Linked DNA regions of Homo sapiens: region 1 is linked to region 2. The links are chromatin loops, found by intact Hi-C in ENCODE. Cell type or tissue: endothelial cell of umbilical vein. All regions are shown on one strand. Each heading gives the region's core, and the rest is flanking DNA. Links, peaks and the distances in the headings are about the cores only. Region 1 overlaps MYRFL (myelin regulatory factor like). Region 2 overlaps PTPRB (protein tyrosine phosphatase receptor type B).

The links. Hi-C counts contacts between places; a loop is a spot of excess contacts. Peaks named below come from ENCODE experiments on the same cell type or tissue, not always from the same donor. Only the 100,000 strongest peaks of a DNase experiment are listed, where the experiment ranks them.
Region 1: it touches region 2 in a loop (3-fold over the local background); 1 of 110 quality-filtered maps calls a loop at or near these places.

The regions. Positions count from the first base shown.
Region 1 is chr12:69,875,192-69,883,523 of GRCh38, reverse strand. MYRFL (myelin regulatory factor like) reads right to left here. Exons shown (of 25, transcript NM_182530.3): 3 at 4,429-4,496; 4 at 4,071-4,329; 5 at 3,232-3,323. Among named protein-coding and RNA genes, the nearest start is that of MYRFL, 54 kb to the right of the region's middle. RefSeq lists a silencer at 3,801-4,095 and enhancers at 4,195-4,244, 3,762-4,299, 4,300-4,837. In endothelial cell of umbilical vein, for the core only: a CTCF peak has its summit at 3,970 (motif pointing left); a DNase peak (open chromatin) is centred at 3,963.
Region 2 is chr12:70,544,400-70,552,731 of GRCh38, reverse strand. PTPRB (protein tyrosine phosphatase receptor type B) reads left to right here. Exons shown (of 34, transcript NM_001109754.4): 22 at 8,069-8,175. All of the region lies in intron 6 of PTPRB-AS1 (PTPRB antisense RNA 1), which reads right to left. Among named protein-coding and RNA genes, the nearest start is that of PTPRB-AS1, 80 kb to the right of the region's middle. In endothelial cell of umbilical vein, for the core only: no CTCF peak of the experiment used is centred there; a DNase peak (open chromatin) is centred at 3,161; H3K27ac peaks cover 3,439 bases.

The sequences.
Region 1 (8,332 bases), core at 146-8,145, 670 kb after region 2:
ATGGCAGTGCTTTGCTCATTCTCATTGCCATATTGTACTCCATTGTATAAATATACCACAATTTATCTTGCCGTTGATGGCCATTTGGTATCTTTTTGGTTTGTGATTGTTACAAGTAATGCTGCTCTGGACATTCTTATGAATGTCTTTTGGTGGGCATATGTACACATTCCTGCTAGTTATACTTCTAGGGATGGAATCTATGGGTTGCAGGACATGCTTTAGTAGATACTGCCAAAAGGATTTCTAAAGTGGTTATGAGGTAAGGATTCTTAATCTCATTTAACAAATGTGGAAACTGACTTTCAAAGACCTGAAATAACTTGCCCAGTGTCACAGCTGTTAAGTGGAAGAGGTGAGATTCAAATCTTCCTCTTCGCTTCATGCTAGATTGAGGATCTCTTGAGAAAATCTAACAGAAGTGAGAATGTAAAAGCAGCAAACTGCCTAAGTCCAGACCTTTTGGAGAAAACTGATAGCTTGCATTTGAATGCCTTTCAAAATATGTTTGCATAACTTACTTTAAAAAGTCTTAGAGATGGGTAAAGTCAAAATTATTATTCTCGTTTCATAATCAAGAAAAATAAGGCTCTGGGAATCCCAGATTCCTGGAGAGATGAGATAGGTACATTTTCTGATGCTACAGTGTGAATTCAGCCAGTGCACCTCTTACTGTGGGCCACTGGCCATGACTCTAGGGCTGGAAAACCCTTTTGTATTTGAGGTTCAAAATAAGAGAAGATTGAAGCCTTCCAGGGAGGCCATGAACCCTTTTTTCATTTGGGGTTCAGACCAAGTAGGGCCAGGAACCAGCTGGTAGAAGCCTGCCTACCAGCACTTCCTCTCTAAGCAAAATTTTACATTTGCCCACGCCAACCCAGTAATTCTACATTTTCAGCCCTATAAATGAGGATCTTGGAACCCTTGGCCAAAGTGTACTACTTGGGAGGAGGTCACTAGAAAAGTTTTATTGATTGACTCAGGCCATCTCTGATCAAAAATTGGTGATCCTTCTGCCTGTAAGACTGGCATAACCTCCTCCTTCCTCTAGCAATGTGCTGTTTCCCCAGGACCTTTGTAGAAATGTTGGCCCCTGCAACATCAAATAGGAATTATTGACTAGAAAACTTTCGCTAAAAATACAAACTGTAATAAGAATGTGGCATTCGGATTAACTAAATGTTTTGTTTTGTGTCTTTTTTTTCTTTCTTTCTTTTTTCTTTTTTTGGCCTTGGGAACCTGCTCATTTTCATTCTGGAACTGTTGTCTGGAATCAGTTATCTTTAGTCAGCTTTTCAGTGACCTGTGAATAGGACTTAAACAAGGGATATAGGATTTCCTATCTGCTGGAAATCCTAGTAATTTCCATCACTCTTCCATGGTTGTTCTCTGAAGATGGTGATGAATCAATGACCTTTCTGGGACAGGCAGCAGAAAACCATCGCAGGATGGAGCTTAACTCTGGGATGGCCAGGACAATTTGAGCAGCAATCTGGTTTGATGAGGGAATTCTTGGAAGGTTTGAGTGACTTGTCCTGTATCCCTTAGTGAGCTAGCGCATCTGCAGTAGAATGAACAGATGGTTCCCCCGTCTGGCTAGGGATTTACTCAGCCTTTTATGTCTGAGAATCATAAAAAAAGCTACAGGCTAGATGTGGGGATCCCTGAAGAAATTAGGGTAGCATTGCATAGGAAGGTGGATGGAAAGCTCTAACTTATCCACAAATGGGGCTTTAATTAGCATTTTGTGTTTCTAAGGTTGGAAAAAAAATGGTGAACAACTGCTGACCATGTTGGATGCATATACAAAGAAAGGAGGCAGTTTGAGGTTTAGTTGATATGAGGGATAGATGCCCAGTGCAATTCTGAGACCGCACTCCCAGGAGATGGGTGGGACTTGACTGACAGGGTGAAGTCATCATCCACAGAAGGCCTCCACAGCCCACGCTGGAGCTGACGCCAAAGGTCCCTCAGAGAATCAGCTCTTACCATGGGGCTGTCAAAGGAAAAGGCAGCAGCCCCAGCAAGAGAGACTGTGTTTTTTCCCACTCAGGTGAAGCCACGCACATCTCCTTTCTGGACAGTGTAAACCTCTAGAATCTGGGGAAGTGGTGGGATGGGGGAACCCAAGAAGGAAGTCTTCAACCTCTTGCTAAGGTGACAAACTGGGATAGAAGAAATGGGACTTGGTACGCTGAATTTGTTCACACTGCCCACATTTGAGTGTTTACAGTTGCTAATAGAACTGGGTTGAGGCCAGACATGGTGGCTCATGCCTGCAATCCAAAGACTTTGGGAGGCTGAGGTGGGAGAATCACTCGAAGCCAGGAATTCAAGACCAGCCTGGGCAACTTAGTGAAACCCATCTTTACAAAACAAATAAGCAAACAAACAAACAAACAGAAACTGGCCTAGAGTGTTATCCTTTTCCCCTAGTATGTGCCATAGCATTTACTCTGAAAATTTTGAAGTTCAAGTCTTTGGACTTCAAAAGGCTACTTTGTTAATCAGGTCTCTTGGCTCAAAACATGATGTGTTACACGTTATATAAGACAAAAAAAAAAAAAAAAAACAGGAAGGCTGACCGCTTGGACATTAGATGACTCGGATGAAAGACTTCTAAAATGATTTCAAATTTCAAACATCCACTGGGAACTTGCCAATTTGAAGTGAGTTTGAGGAAAAGTTCAACTTTCCACCTCCCTGTTCTAGTGGAAAAACACGGTAAGTCTTGCTTCTCAGAGTGCCTTCCATGAGCCAGTAGCATCGCCATCACCTGGGAGCTTGTTAGAAATGCAGAACTCAGACCCTAGAGACTGAATCAGAGTCTGCATTTTACCAAGATCCTCATGCTATTTCTTGCACATTAAGGTTGAGAAGGATTGCAGCAATGCAATGGGCACACCAGCAGGCTCTTGAAGGCACTGCCATACTGCACAGCTTCCACAGGCCTGGAGCCTGAATCCTCTGAGACACATCGTCCCTGAAATTGAAAGATTGGCACTTCACCCACACCTGAGACGGGAAACATCATCTCTTCCTAGGAGGACCTGTGTGACCCCGCCTGCATGAAAGGTACATCAAGAGGGAAGAACCAAACTACCAGAGCTTATCATTGCTCTTCTGTGAGAGGGAAACTTTTGCAGGGCTGCTCAAAGGCTGGTAAAAAGCCTTGCTTTAATGCCCAAGGCTTTGATGGCATCGCCCTTGTTCCCACCCAGGTTTGCTCACTCGGTCTGCAGTGGCAGGCCCACACTCGGCATTCCCCGGAGTCCTCCAGTGCCTGCGTGCACTTTCTCTTCTTGGTTGGAGGCAATGAGGCTCTAAAATCAAGACACCAAAACGAAGGTTAGGATTCTTCCTTGTGTTCCATGTTATGTTAAATAAAATTTAATCTCCCAGGCTCTCTGCTTTCCTAAGTCTAATTCCAATTAGTTAAGGTTCCTTGAGCCCTACTAGGCTGAAACTATTTCCCTTGATCAAGTGGATCTGAGATTCACCAACCTGAAAGATAAGCTGACAATGTTTATAATGGCAGAGGACTCATTGAGACAGGGAAGATACAGACTTAAAATATAGGTATACATTTTACACCCGACAACTTTTTTCATGTGGAGTTTTACCACAATTTTTGATAGCCTTTACTCTTTCTGGCACTCTCTAGATCCAGAAGAGGAAATAAAAGAAAGAAAAGGGGAGAAGACAGAAGAAAAGAACATTAGTTAATGCTTAATTAGCAGATATTTCTCGGAGAGCTCATTCACAATCCCTTTGGGTAGTCTAGCTGAGGCTGCATAAGCTTACGGTGTTTCCTCCATCATCCAGAACCTCACTGTATATTTCTGACATTTTAGCTTTTGGTTGAATGAGGACCTTGGATTTGGAGGGTTTTTAATTAAAAGATTGTCTAAGCCAAGAACACTGGGACCTCGCGATGTCCTATACGCGTCTCAACACTGCCATCTCCTGGACAGGACTCCACTGTGCATTCTCTCTAGGTGCCTGCCAGAGGCAGGCTGCTCCGAGGCTTTCCGCAAAGGTCTTTGATAACTAAATATCTTTTTCTTTACCCAGGGCTGTGACACAGAGGCTGCTGAGGGTAAGAACAACCTATCCCCAGATGGGAGGACACGGATTGGTCCAGGGGGGTGGCAAGATGACTGGCGTTTGAGTGGCAGCTGTGAAAGCCTCCGTGGATTTGGCAGGAGTCGCCCATTCCAGAGGTGCTCTGCAGCGGGTGCATGGGCGGCATCGCAGGAGCAGCTGTGGGGTGGAGAAAAGGAGCTGGAGTCCTCCCAGCTGTGGGCCTCAGGGTTGGGTAGCATGCACCTGGGGAGAGACACAAGCAGGAAGTGCCCCTTTCTCACGGCCCAGAGTCGAGGAGGAAGAGCAACAGTGCCAGATGTGCTGAAGGTGGATCGCACTCACCTTTGACCTGCGGAGGAGAGCATGAGTCGGATGCAGAATAGGGCGGGGTGTCTGGGAGCTGGCGTTGCCTGAAGATTAGAGACATACATTGCGTTTTTGTTTCACTCTAGTCCATTATAGTTTTGTCACAAATGGGAGACAACCCTCAGTGTACAGCCCCCACAGTGATGGTTCCAGGTGCTGGGCATGGGGGGGTGAGGGGTTTGGGAAGTGAGACCCCAGCAGACCAGGCCCAAGGTCGTGTCCTGGTTAAGTGAGTGGGCTTTGGGTCCCAGCTCTTCCACTTCCTAGCTGTGTATCCATGAATAAGTACGTAACCTCTCCAGGCCTCCATTTCCTCATCTACAAAATGGAAATAATCATTACATCTACCTCACAGCATTGTTGTGAGAATTAAATGAGATCATGTATATAAAGCCCATTAACATAATGTCCCAAACATAGTGAGTGCCCAATAAAGTTTAATATTATTGCTTCTTATAAAGGACAAATATTTAAAGTGACAGATATCCCAATGGCACTGATTGAATCTTTACAAATTACATGGATGTATTAAATTATCACATTTACCCCCAAATATATATACATCTATTATGTATCAATAAAATTTTTTAAATAATTACTTCTTAATACTCCTATACCAGAAAAAAATGGTTGTACATACTGTTTGAGCTAACGAAATGTAAATTGCTGTCCCTACAGCAATGATTTTCCATCTGGGCGCAAAGGGATCCCAAAGCTCTTAAAAGGAGTTCAGGGGTTGTATAACAAGAACACTTTAAATTGCTGAGGAGAAAATAACTTTTTTCTGTTTTATATATTGAAGTGCAAGTAATTTTTTTTTTTTTTTTTTGAGATGGAGTCTTGCTCTGTTACCCAGGCTGGAGTACAGTGACATGATTTTGGCTCACTGCAACCTCCACCTCCCAGGTTCAAGTGATTATCCTGACTCAGCCTCCCAAGTAGCTGGGATTACAGGCGCCTGCCACCACACCTGGTTAATTTTTGTATTTTTAGTAGAGACAGGGTTTCACCATGTTGGCCAGGCTGGTCTTGAACTCCTGACCTTAGGTGATCTGCCTGTCTCAGCCTCCCAAAATGTAGGGATTACAGGCGTGAGCCATGGCACCCAGCCAGTAAAATTTTATTTTTAAAAAAATGTGTACTACCACTAAAGAAGTGTGAAAATCTCTGTTTCAAAAGACCTACAAGTTGCTTATAGCTCAGCATCTCTGTGATGCTGCATCATACATAAGCACCCCAACCTCTACTTGATTCTCTTGCTTGAAGAGGAAGCTTCAAGTTTAGTATGTTTAAAAGTCCAACATAATACGATGAAAAGCTTGCTTTTATCATTTATCAGAAAAGTTGTTTTCTCCTCAAATTAGTTCTTTATAATTTATTCACTTCCTATTAATAAGGGAAGAGAGGACACACATCTACTCTCCTCCAAAAATCCCACTCAAATAAATGTAAAGGAATAAAGAGACATAATAAAGAATATGAGCAGAGACCCCAGCAGACCAAATTTTAATAACATGGCAGCAGACAGAAATAGAATAGATGATAACTGAACTAGTAGAATGGACAAAACACAACCAAGACTGCCTGGAAATGGTGGAGGGAACAGAGGGATCCAACAAGAAGTTTTCCAATCAAACAAAACTCAAAAAGCCCAGGACGCAGGAGTCACCATGAGCTTCTGCATTCAGGGCTAAGGGTGGAGCTGAAAACAAAAGGATTGGTTGAACATTTGAACAAGAAACAACTGGAGGCCTGGCGCGGTGGCTCATGCCTGTAATCCCAGCACTTTGGGAGGCGGAGGCGGGCGGATCACGAGGTCAGGAGATCGAGGGCATCCCACCTAACACGGTGAAACTCCGTCTCTACTAAAAATACAAAAAATGAGCCAGGCGTGGTGGCAGCCGCCTGTAGTCCCAGCTACTCGGGAGGCTGAGGCAGGAGAATGGCGTGAACCCGGGAGGCGGAGCTTGCAGTGAGCCAAGATCGCGCCACTGCACTCCAGCCTAGCTGACCGAGCGAGACTCCGTCTCAAAAAAAAAAAAAAAAAAGAAAGAAAGAAAGAAAGAAAGACCTGGACCCTTATATTAGCTTCCCCACCCTGTAAAGCTACCTCCATCACCCCAACAGAAGTTGGAAAGGTTTACTCTCTAGAGAAATGGTCCCAGGGAAACTGTGGTACAGGGTTACCAGGCACAGTGAATGCTGTGGCTGAGCTACTGGGCTGAAAAAATAGAAGAATTCATTAAAAATCTAACCACTGAATTCTGAGTCTTTTCCTTAACTCTGTTTTGCATGTATCCAAGCAGATTTCCCACAAGTAAGAAATTGGAATAATGTTCCCAAGAAAAATGGAATGTACTCGAGGAAAACGTAGTATTTTCAAGTTACCAAGGAAATAGCCATCCCCTCCTTCATCACTCTACCAAGAAATTCATCCTTGGATGAGAACAATGGTTTGCACACAGAACTTTTTAAACACGAACAAACAATAAAGGACCAGACATTTTGAGAAAGGCTTTAACATTAAAGACAGAGAACAAAACCAGATAAATAGGGAATGCTAAAGAATCACAAAGAGCTCTTTTCGTTTTTTTTTCCCCCTTCTTATATGATGATTAAACTCCTACCAAATCTGACCCTCCCACAGAGAAACAGTACAAATGCTGGAAATACTTTAAAAACAAAAACAAAACAAAACAAAAAACACCACCTACCCAAAGACACTGGAAACTAGACAAAAGCAAGGAGATTGTGGTGGGCACTGAAACTTGGAGAAGGTACTGCCATACAGTGAGTTTCTTGTTTACAGCATTTAGTCTGAGGGCTGGTTGAAGTCAGAGCCACAGGACAGCTAACCTCCGATAGAAATCCACAGCCTTCCTGGCCTGAATAACCAGAAAACAAATTTTGGGGCAAACACAGCTGCTGAAAAGTGAAAGAGGAATCTTGGAAAAGAAAGATAAGAGCAGGGGACCCCTGGATTCTGTGTGTAACTCTGCCAAATCTATTGCTGACTCCTGATCTATCATATATGGGGCAGACTGCGCACAGCCCAACCAAAGACAACAGGACTGAACTGAAATTTGAGTTACTTCCCGAGACAAAGTTTACAATTTGAGTCTAAGCAAAGTGATTGACTACTAAAACAAAAGTATACTCTTCTGAGGGATGTAAAAGAATCCAGCCATTCACAATGTCCAGGTACAAAAACTACTCTACAACAGCAATCCCCAACCTTTTTGGCACTAGAGACTGATTTCATGGAAGAGATGGACGTAGTGGGGGCGGGGGATGGTTTCGGGATGAAACTGCTCCATCTCAGATCATCAGGCGTTAGTTAGATTTTCATAAGGCACATGCAATCTAGATCCCCCTCGCCTGTGCAGTTCACAACAGGGTTCCCGCTCCTAATGCCGCTCTAATGCCGCTGCTGATCTGACAGGAGGCAGAGCCCAGGCGGGAATGCTCTTGCAGCCAGGTTCCTATCAGGCCATGGACCCGTAGCAGTCCACCGGCAGGGGTTGGAAAAACTGCTCTCTACAAAGAACCAGAAAAATGTGGCCTAGCTTGGAGGGAGAGAACAATCTGTGAACACTAACCCAGAAATGATCCAGATACTGGATTAGCAGACAAGGATCTTTAAAGCAGCTACTATAAGAAGCTAAATGGAGCAGACAAGCACATGCTTGTGAAAAAAAATAAATAAAATCTCAGCAAAGAAATCAAAACTACAAATAAAAAAACTAAATAGAAATTCTAAGATTAGAAAAATTCCAGAAATAAAAATTTAAAAAAATTATTAGATGGGCTTAAAACAGAACTCAAAGATACATCAATAGACATCATCCCATCTAAACAACAGAGAGGAAAAAAATGAACT
Region 2 (8,332 bases), core at 59-8,058:
ACTAAGCACTCAGCTGTCTGAGCAACTGATGCATGCGAGCTTCCATAGATTAATAACCTACGTTACAAGAGTACTGTGCATTTTACTGGGTAATTTATAAACGTTGGATTCCTGCCTCCACTTGCAGGTAATGTGTCAAAAGGGACTTCAGCACTATGCAAAAGCTCCAGTTCATTAAGGGAAGAACTGAAGGTTCTTAATAGATTGTTCTTTCTTCTACAACTTTCATTATTTTTTTTTTTTTTTTTGAGACAGAGTCTTACTCTGTTGCCCAGACTGGAGTGCAGTGGTGCCATCTCGGCTCACTGCAACCTCTGCCTCCCTGGTTCAAGCAATTCTCTTGCCTCAGCCTCCCAAGTAGCTGGGATTACAAGTGCACGCCACCACACCCGGCTAAGTTTTGTATTTTTAGTAGAGATGGGGTTTCACCATGTTGGCCAGGCTGGTCTCCAACTCCTGGCCTCAAGTGATCTGCCTGCCTTGGCCTCCCAAAGTGCTGGGATTACAGGTGTGAGCCACCATGCCTGGCCCTTCTACAACTTTCTAAATATGAGTCCAATACTTTACTTTGCTCATTATTGTAAAAATTTCCAAATAAAATGACTGAGTTTAGGGAGATCCAAAAACAATATGAAGTTATATCTTCTACTTATAATGTGAACTGAAATTATACTCACTTATTTACCTTCTAAGGCATCTAAAGATGGAAGCGCTCTTTGCTCCAGACAGAACTCTGGAAGGCAAAGACCCCTGAATGAATGGGAACACCCTTTTTTCCCCATGGAGATGACTAATGAAAAGGAGCAGCTGTCTGGCTTTGGCTCCAGGAAACATCACTGCAGTCACTAGGCCCTTCGGCCCTAGGAATTGGCAGTGCTCTTGTTCTGCACTGTGTTTTCAGAAAGCAGGTACAAGCAGAAGTATATAGCATCCCAATCAGCATCCTCAAGAGAAAGGGAACCTAGGCTACCATCTTGGATATAGAGCTACTGACATCCAACATTATTACTTCTGCAGAGGATGTACCTTCTCTGTTGGGTGTTGGAAGAGCTGATACCTAACCAATATGGCAGTAAATTAGGTTTTCCATGGGCCAGTGTTCGTTCTGCTTTGTTGATGCTGAGGTCTTATTGGTTCTCACATATTTGAAGTATCACTCCTAGGTCTCAGTAGAAAAAAAAACTCTCCTGCCACTTCCAAAAGGAGACTATGACGTACTGTTACACCCAAGAGAGTTCTTAGCCCCTCCCTCACATCAAAAAAGTCAGACAGATGTTTTTCCTAAAACAAAGCACTCATTTTTGGCAGGAACTCTGTAAAGCTACCTTTACCCAGGACTCACCAGACAGTTACTGTTACCTCCCAGGCAAGGTCAGCACCTCCAGATTAAACAAACACAAACTTTTTAGTCATACTTACTTCAAAAAGAGACCATACAAGCCTACCTAAAGGAAACAAGATTTCAGAAGAACAAGGGAGAAACATGAAAGATCAGAAAACCAGGATTTATCAGTTCCTGTAAGAATCAAGAGATGCGGCTGGGCGTGGAGGCTCACGCCTGTAATCCCAGCACTTTGGGAGGCCGAGGTGGGCGAATCACTTGAGGTCAGGAGTTCAAGACTAGCCTGGCCAACATGGTAAAACTCCGTCTCTACTAAAAACACAAAAGTTGGCCAGGCACGGTGGTGCACGCCTGTAATCCCAGCTACTTGGGAAGCTGAGGCAGGAGAATTGCTTGAACCCTAGAGGTGGAGGTTGCAGTAAGCTGAGATCATGCCACTGTACTCCAGCCTGGGCGACAGAGCAAGACTCCATCTAAAAAATAAAAAAGAAAAAAAAAAAGATTCAAGAGATTCCTCAGCTCCTTGGTTACCTGGGCTCAAGGAAACTCAAGCAAAAGTCACCTAAGGGCTATTTTCTTTTTGAGTTGGAAAACTGAAGCTGATTTAGTTTGTTTACTTATGGAAAGGGGAGGGGTGAAGATAACTCATTACTAAATTTCAAAGAGAGTAAGAAGCTATAAAAAATTTGTGTCTGGACCAGAGCCCACCAATCTCCCAGCACCCATAGTAACTGCGGAGGTCTTTGGAAGAGCCCCTGCATTTGAGTTCCAGCTCTGCCACTTTTTAACTGTGTAAGCAGCATTTCAATTCTCTAATCCTCATCTTCCTCACCTGCAAAGCTCCATAAGGTTGTCCTAAGTAGTAGTCCTGAGTATGTGACAGATCAAACCTAGTCATGTCCCTTCTAAATTAAGGTTTCCCCATAGTTCCCATTCACTTACCAGAGCAAGAGCAGATTCCAGTACAGGGCACACTGAGCCCTGCTTTCTCCCGCCTGCCTCACCAGCCTTGTCTCCAATCGTATTTGCTCCAAGTACCCACTGCTCTCTTGCTACTCCTCACTCCTCAGAGTTCCTGAATGTGACATGGTTCTTTTATACGCCTGAGCCTTTGCATAATCTTTTCACTCTCAGATGCGTTCCGCTCTTATCTGGCTGGCGAATTCTCTGTACACTTCAAAAGCCAGCTCAACCCTCAACCACCCACACTATCCTGTCAGCCCACAGCTGGGCAGTTGGGTGCTCCATCAGCCCCATGTCCACGTCCCCATCACCGTCTGCCTACATTCCTCTAATCCTACATTTACAGTGGCTTTTAACCCTTTATCGAATTACCTGCCCTCTTTACTAGACTGCAAGAACTCACAGTCCAACAGGGGAGACAGATGTGTCATTGGTTACAAAACAATATGGCAAGTTCCTGGCACAAAGGATGTGCTTGTGAAATGTTTATGAACAAATACGGGAATGAGCCAAGATGCTCTAAGGATGTAACACATTCGTGTTATGGCTTCATCATCTCTGTGTACATATTTGTTTTTCAGAACACACCTTTCCTATATTTCTCCAATATATATGTTTACTTCAGTCCTGTTAAAAGCATGCCAGACAGATAATGCTTGATGAGAGGAGGTGTCGTCTCCCAAAGCACATCAGAGAACCACATGCAAATCAGCCTCTTGCGTGGTGGCTGCTGAACTCAGTCCAGTCAGAATTCTGCCTGTCTCAAGACAGTCATTACCACAGTGACCCTCCTTGTTGTTAGGCATCCTTTTTTCCAAAGCGAATAGGTGGACAGGAAATAGCACGGTAAAAGAATAATTAGGATTGAGAAATGGGAAATGCTAGGTTTAGCTGATACGCAAGTTTATTATGTCAACAGATATAATGTGTTTCATTCATTGTTGGGTTCCTATGATTCATATGTTTTATTCCATTGTTCCATATGGAAAGAGAAAGGGCAGATCATTATGGTGAGAGAGAGTTGGAAGGTTAGGAAAGTGCTGGTCTGGTTTTGTTTTTATTCTAAATAGAAGAGCAGTGTGACCATAGTAAGGTGGTCAGCTTCTCCTGACCTCGTTTTCTTCAAAGGAAGGAAATTGAACCACATGATCTCTAACTTTCTGCTATAGAATTCTGATTCTGGACACATTTAAAGTGGAAAAAAATCTATCAGATATTTGTTCATTAAAAATAGTGTCTTGTTATTGTGTCATATTCATAATTATCTTTCTATAATATATTCAGCACATTTTATTGCCTTATCTGGCAATACGTGTTGTTGGGTGATAGATAAATAAGGTGGAGCCACTGCCTTCAAGAAGCTTACAATGTGGAGACAGAAAGAAGCCACATCTGCAAAATAGAGGCAGAAATGTTGAAGGACATAAGGAATAAAGGAAAATAAATTCTGTGAAGGTTCAGAAGGCTTCTCAAAGGATGTATTAAAACACAGGAATTAAAACATAGGAAAGGATTTAGAAATACCCAGATAGGGACAGAAGGAGATTCAATGTGGAATGAATAGTGGGAGTCAAAGCGTGGAGGTTTAAATACACAAATTGTTTAGAGAAGAACAAACAGTCCAGTTTCAAACAGAGGGTGAATAAAAAGGAGTAGACTGGGATGATAGGACGAGAGAGGACTGTGGGTGGGTGCTAAGTGCTGGGCTGGGGAAAGTAGTTGTGATATTCATTTTTGGAAAAGTTTTAAGGGAAGAGTGCCTGATAACCCATTAATTTTAAGCTGAACCTATACTAGGTAATTATCTCCTTCCTAAAGGTCCTTTTTATCTGCATTCATTCAGTACTTTGTGTTTACACTTGTGGTTTCAGAGCAGACCATGTCAAGGTTGTTATAGCCAATGCTTTTATTTTACAGATGAGTCATAAAGAACTTTAGGGACCATTCAAGTAGCCAGCAATGGAGTAAGAGTGAGAACTAGACTTCAGATCCTCTTGTTCCTAGCCCAGGCTTTTTTCATCCTTCCTACAAAAGTCATGGCGTGTGTGTGTGTGTGTGTGTGTGTGTGTGTGTGTGTGTGAGAGAGAGAGAGAGAGAGAGAGAGAGAGTCTTGCTGTGTTGCCCAGGCTGGAGTGCAGTGGTGTGATCTCAGCTCACTGCAACCTCCACTTTTTAGATTCAAGCAATTCTCATGCCTCAGCCTCCCAAGTAGCTGGGACTACAGGCACGCATCACACGGGCCTGGCTAATTTTTGTATTTTTAATAGAGATGGGGTTTCACCGTGTTGGCCAGGCTGGCCTCAAATTCTTGGCCTCATGTGATCTGCCTGCCTTGGCCTCCCAAATTGCTGGAATTACAGGCATGAGCCACTGTGCCCAGCCAGAAGTCATTGCTTTTAACCAAAAATTAAGCCATGAGGAAATAAGAAAAGAGATCTGCACTAGGAGCCAGAAATATGAAGTTCAGTTTTCGTTCATATCTTTCTGTGTGATCTTCGAGAAGACATGGACTCTCTCCTAGCTTCAGGTTCCAAACCTCTGAAGTAATATAATAAACTTCTTTATTATATTGGAGAGGTTGAACATGATCAAACAGAAACATGTTTGAAAAAGTCCTTATGGCTGGGCGCGATGGCTCACACTTGTAATCCGAGCACTTTGGGAGGCCAAGACAGGCAGATAGCTTGAGCCCAGGAGTTCAAGACTAGCCTGGGCAACATGGCAAAACCCCATCTGTAATAAAAATACAAAAATTAGCTGGCCATGGTAGTGTGCACTTGTAATCCCAGCTACTCAGGAGGCTGGGGTTGGAGGATCACTTGAGCTTGGGAGGTGGAGGTTGCAGTGTGCATTCCAACCTGGTGACAGAGCAAGACCCTGTCTCAAAAAAAAAAAAAAAAAAAAGGAAGGAAAGAAAAGAAAGAAAAAGAAAAAAAGTATTTCCACACTTATAAATAAGAAACTCTTATCAGAGAGACACTGAATTTCCAAATGTATAATAAATTAGCAACATATTTGCCAAGGCATTGGTGTTATGGTGGTTAGCATAGCTGCCTTCCAAAATTAGCAAAACACACCAACTCCTCACCTTCCCCTTTAATGTGTGGTGACTACTTGTTTCCCTTTGTGGACCTTTCTCAATATACTTCCATTAACAGGCTGTTATTCCTGGAAGAACACCTTTTGACTTGGAATGGATCTTTTGGAGATGGAAGTTATAGATGTGATTTATCAATATCATCTTGATGTTCATTTTACAGGATTACACTCGGATCTGGGCATAAGTCAGAAGAAGCGGGAGCAGGGTCAGAACAATTTGCCCTGGCCTAGTACCGCTTCAGCATTATCACAGGACATGCCCAGATACCTTTGGGTTCAAGAAATATAGATTTTAAAAAAACAAAAACAAAAAAAAAAAGGAGTACTTCTCGTCACTTTCATAGAATTGAAATTAACACTAGCAAAAGTTTTCCCACATAAACCAAGCCTAATACTCCATCAGTTCAATTAGAGAATCTTCACAGTAGGAGGGACTTAAGAAGTCACCCAAGCCAATCTTTAACTTAGAGCAGCGATGCCCTCCTCCAGCTTCCCTGGGACTGCTTCTCCTCCAGCCTCCCTGGGACTGCTTCTCCTCCAGCCTCTACTAGAATCCCACTCCCATCTTCCAACCCCCAGTGACTGGGAGCTCTCAACCTAGGAGGCAGCTCATATTCTAATGTTAGAAAACAGCTTAATGTTCCTAAACTCCTCCTTCCTTATAAATTCAGCCTACAGAGCCTAATTCTTCCTTCAAGAAGAAAAATAATCATGTTGTTTTCCTCTTCTACATGGCAGTCTTCCTTAAATCTGAAGCTAACTATATTATGTCCCTTGAAGTCTTCTCTATCATTGTTCAGGTCAGTCACTCAAATGATCTCTAATTCATCCTAAAATATGCCCCCAGAAATTGAGTGCAGCTCTCCAGACTGGGCTGACTTATGCAGAGAGCATGAAACTTAGGTCCTATGATAGGGATCACAGGCTTCTCATTCAAGCAGAGGTTACAAATCTGTGTGTTTGTAGCTGCATCTTGCTTGTTTATTGAATTTAGGACCAGCTGATTTTCAGGCACTATCCCACATGGACATGTGGACAGCCACCTCAGCAACTCTCCTGCTCAGGTGACTGGAATAATGCCAGTGTCAGCTGGATAGTTGTAAATCAATGCCTCACTGTCCCTCTAAATCGAGTATATCCCAAGCAAAGCATATCCTCCTTCACCAGTCTGTCATTTTTTTTTTTTTTTTTGAGGTGGAGTCCTGCTTTGTCACCCAGGCTGGAGTGCAGTGGCATGATCTTGGCTCACTGCAGCCTCCACCTCCCATGTTCAAGTGATTCTCCTGCCTCAGCCTCCCAAGTAGCCAGGATTACAGGTGCCCGCCACCATGCCTGGCTAATTTTTGTATTTTTAGTAGAGACGGGGTTTTGCCACGTTGGCCAGGCTGATCTCGAACTCCTGACCTCAGGTGATCTGCCTGCCTTGGCCTCCCAAAGTGCTGGGATTACAGGCGTGAGCCACCGCTCCCAGCCTGTCTCCTTATTTCTATCAATGATCCCACTGTTCTCTTGAGTGACATGAGCTCAAGTCTTAGGCCATCCTTGATTCTCCCCTGCTTCTCTTCAGTCTGGGCCCCATCTAGTTCCTCCTCTCAGTGCCTTTCACAGTCTTCTTTCCATTCTCATTGCCAGGGCTCCTGGCCAGGGCCCTGTGTCCTTGGCCTGACTATCCCAGCAGTCTCTTCATTGAGCTCTCTGCTCCAGCCACCTCACCTCCTATGCCCACACACACTGTTTCCTCCATATTCTACCATTCCTCATTTGCCATTGTATATATGCTTTCTTATTTTGCTATTTGCCTGATTCCTTTGTATTTTGTCTTTCAAGTTTCCAAGACTAGTGACCATACATCTCTTTTTAACTTCAGCAATTTATAAAGCAGTGCTTTAACAAATATTTCCTGTTGACAATAAATATGATATTAGAATATTTTTAGATAAAATGATCTTTAGAAAATAGTGCCAAAAGATATGTAAGTTAAAATAACAACAACAATAATATTGATATTTGGGCCACTTGACTTCTCTAATGGGCATCTCGGAATTACTTCCTCCACAACTGATCTGTCTGGATCTTCCCAAACCCCCCAGTCTACTTCTCAATAGTTTTCCCTCATGTTAGTAGGTGACACCTCCATTCTTCCAGTTGTTCCCCATCCAGAACATGTGGAATCATCCATACTCTATATTCATCAGCAAATCTTTTAGTTCTTCCTTTGATATATCCAACACTTCTCACTCACTGCCTTCATCACTACCATTCTGAATGAAGCAGTCCCACATGCTTTATTCCCATTGCTTTCCATCTTCCTTACCCTGCTCTTTTCTTTTTCATAGCACACATCTCATCTGATTTATTATATTTGTGTGTTTATTGTCTGACTTCCTCCATGAGAATGTAACCTCTGGAATGGCAGGGACTTTGTTTTGTTCCTTGCAAAGTCCCAGCTACTAGAACAGTGATTGGCGTGTGGCAGGGGCTCAATAAATATTTATGAATAAATTGATGAATGAATGCATGAACCCAGGTCTATCCGATTCCATAACTCATATTCTACCCTGCTACCCACTGACCAGGAACCCGCCCTATTTCTCCTTGAACACATTTTTCAGCTACTGTGTTCAACAACTAATTTATATTTAAATAAATCGGTTTTCTTTTCAGAATCAGCATTCGAGCTTTTACACAGCTCTTTGATGAGGACCTGAAGGAATTCACAAAGCCACTCTATTCAGACACATTTTTTTCTTTACCCATCACTACTGAATCAGGTAAGGCTAACCTTTACATCATGTTCTACCAACTGCCATGTCACCTACAAGAGCCTCTAATGGGGAGATATTGGCTGATGGTGGGGGGAACATTTATTTTCATTTGGAACTTAATCTTTATGTGACCAAAAATTGATGTGGATCAAAGGGATTGTAC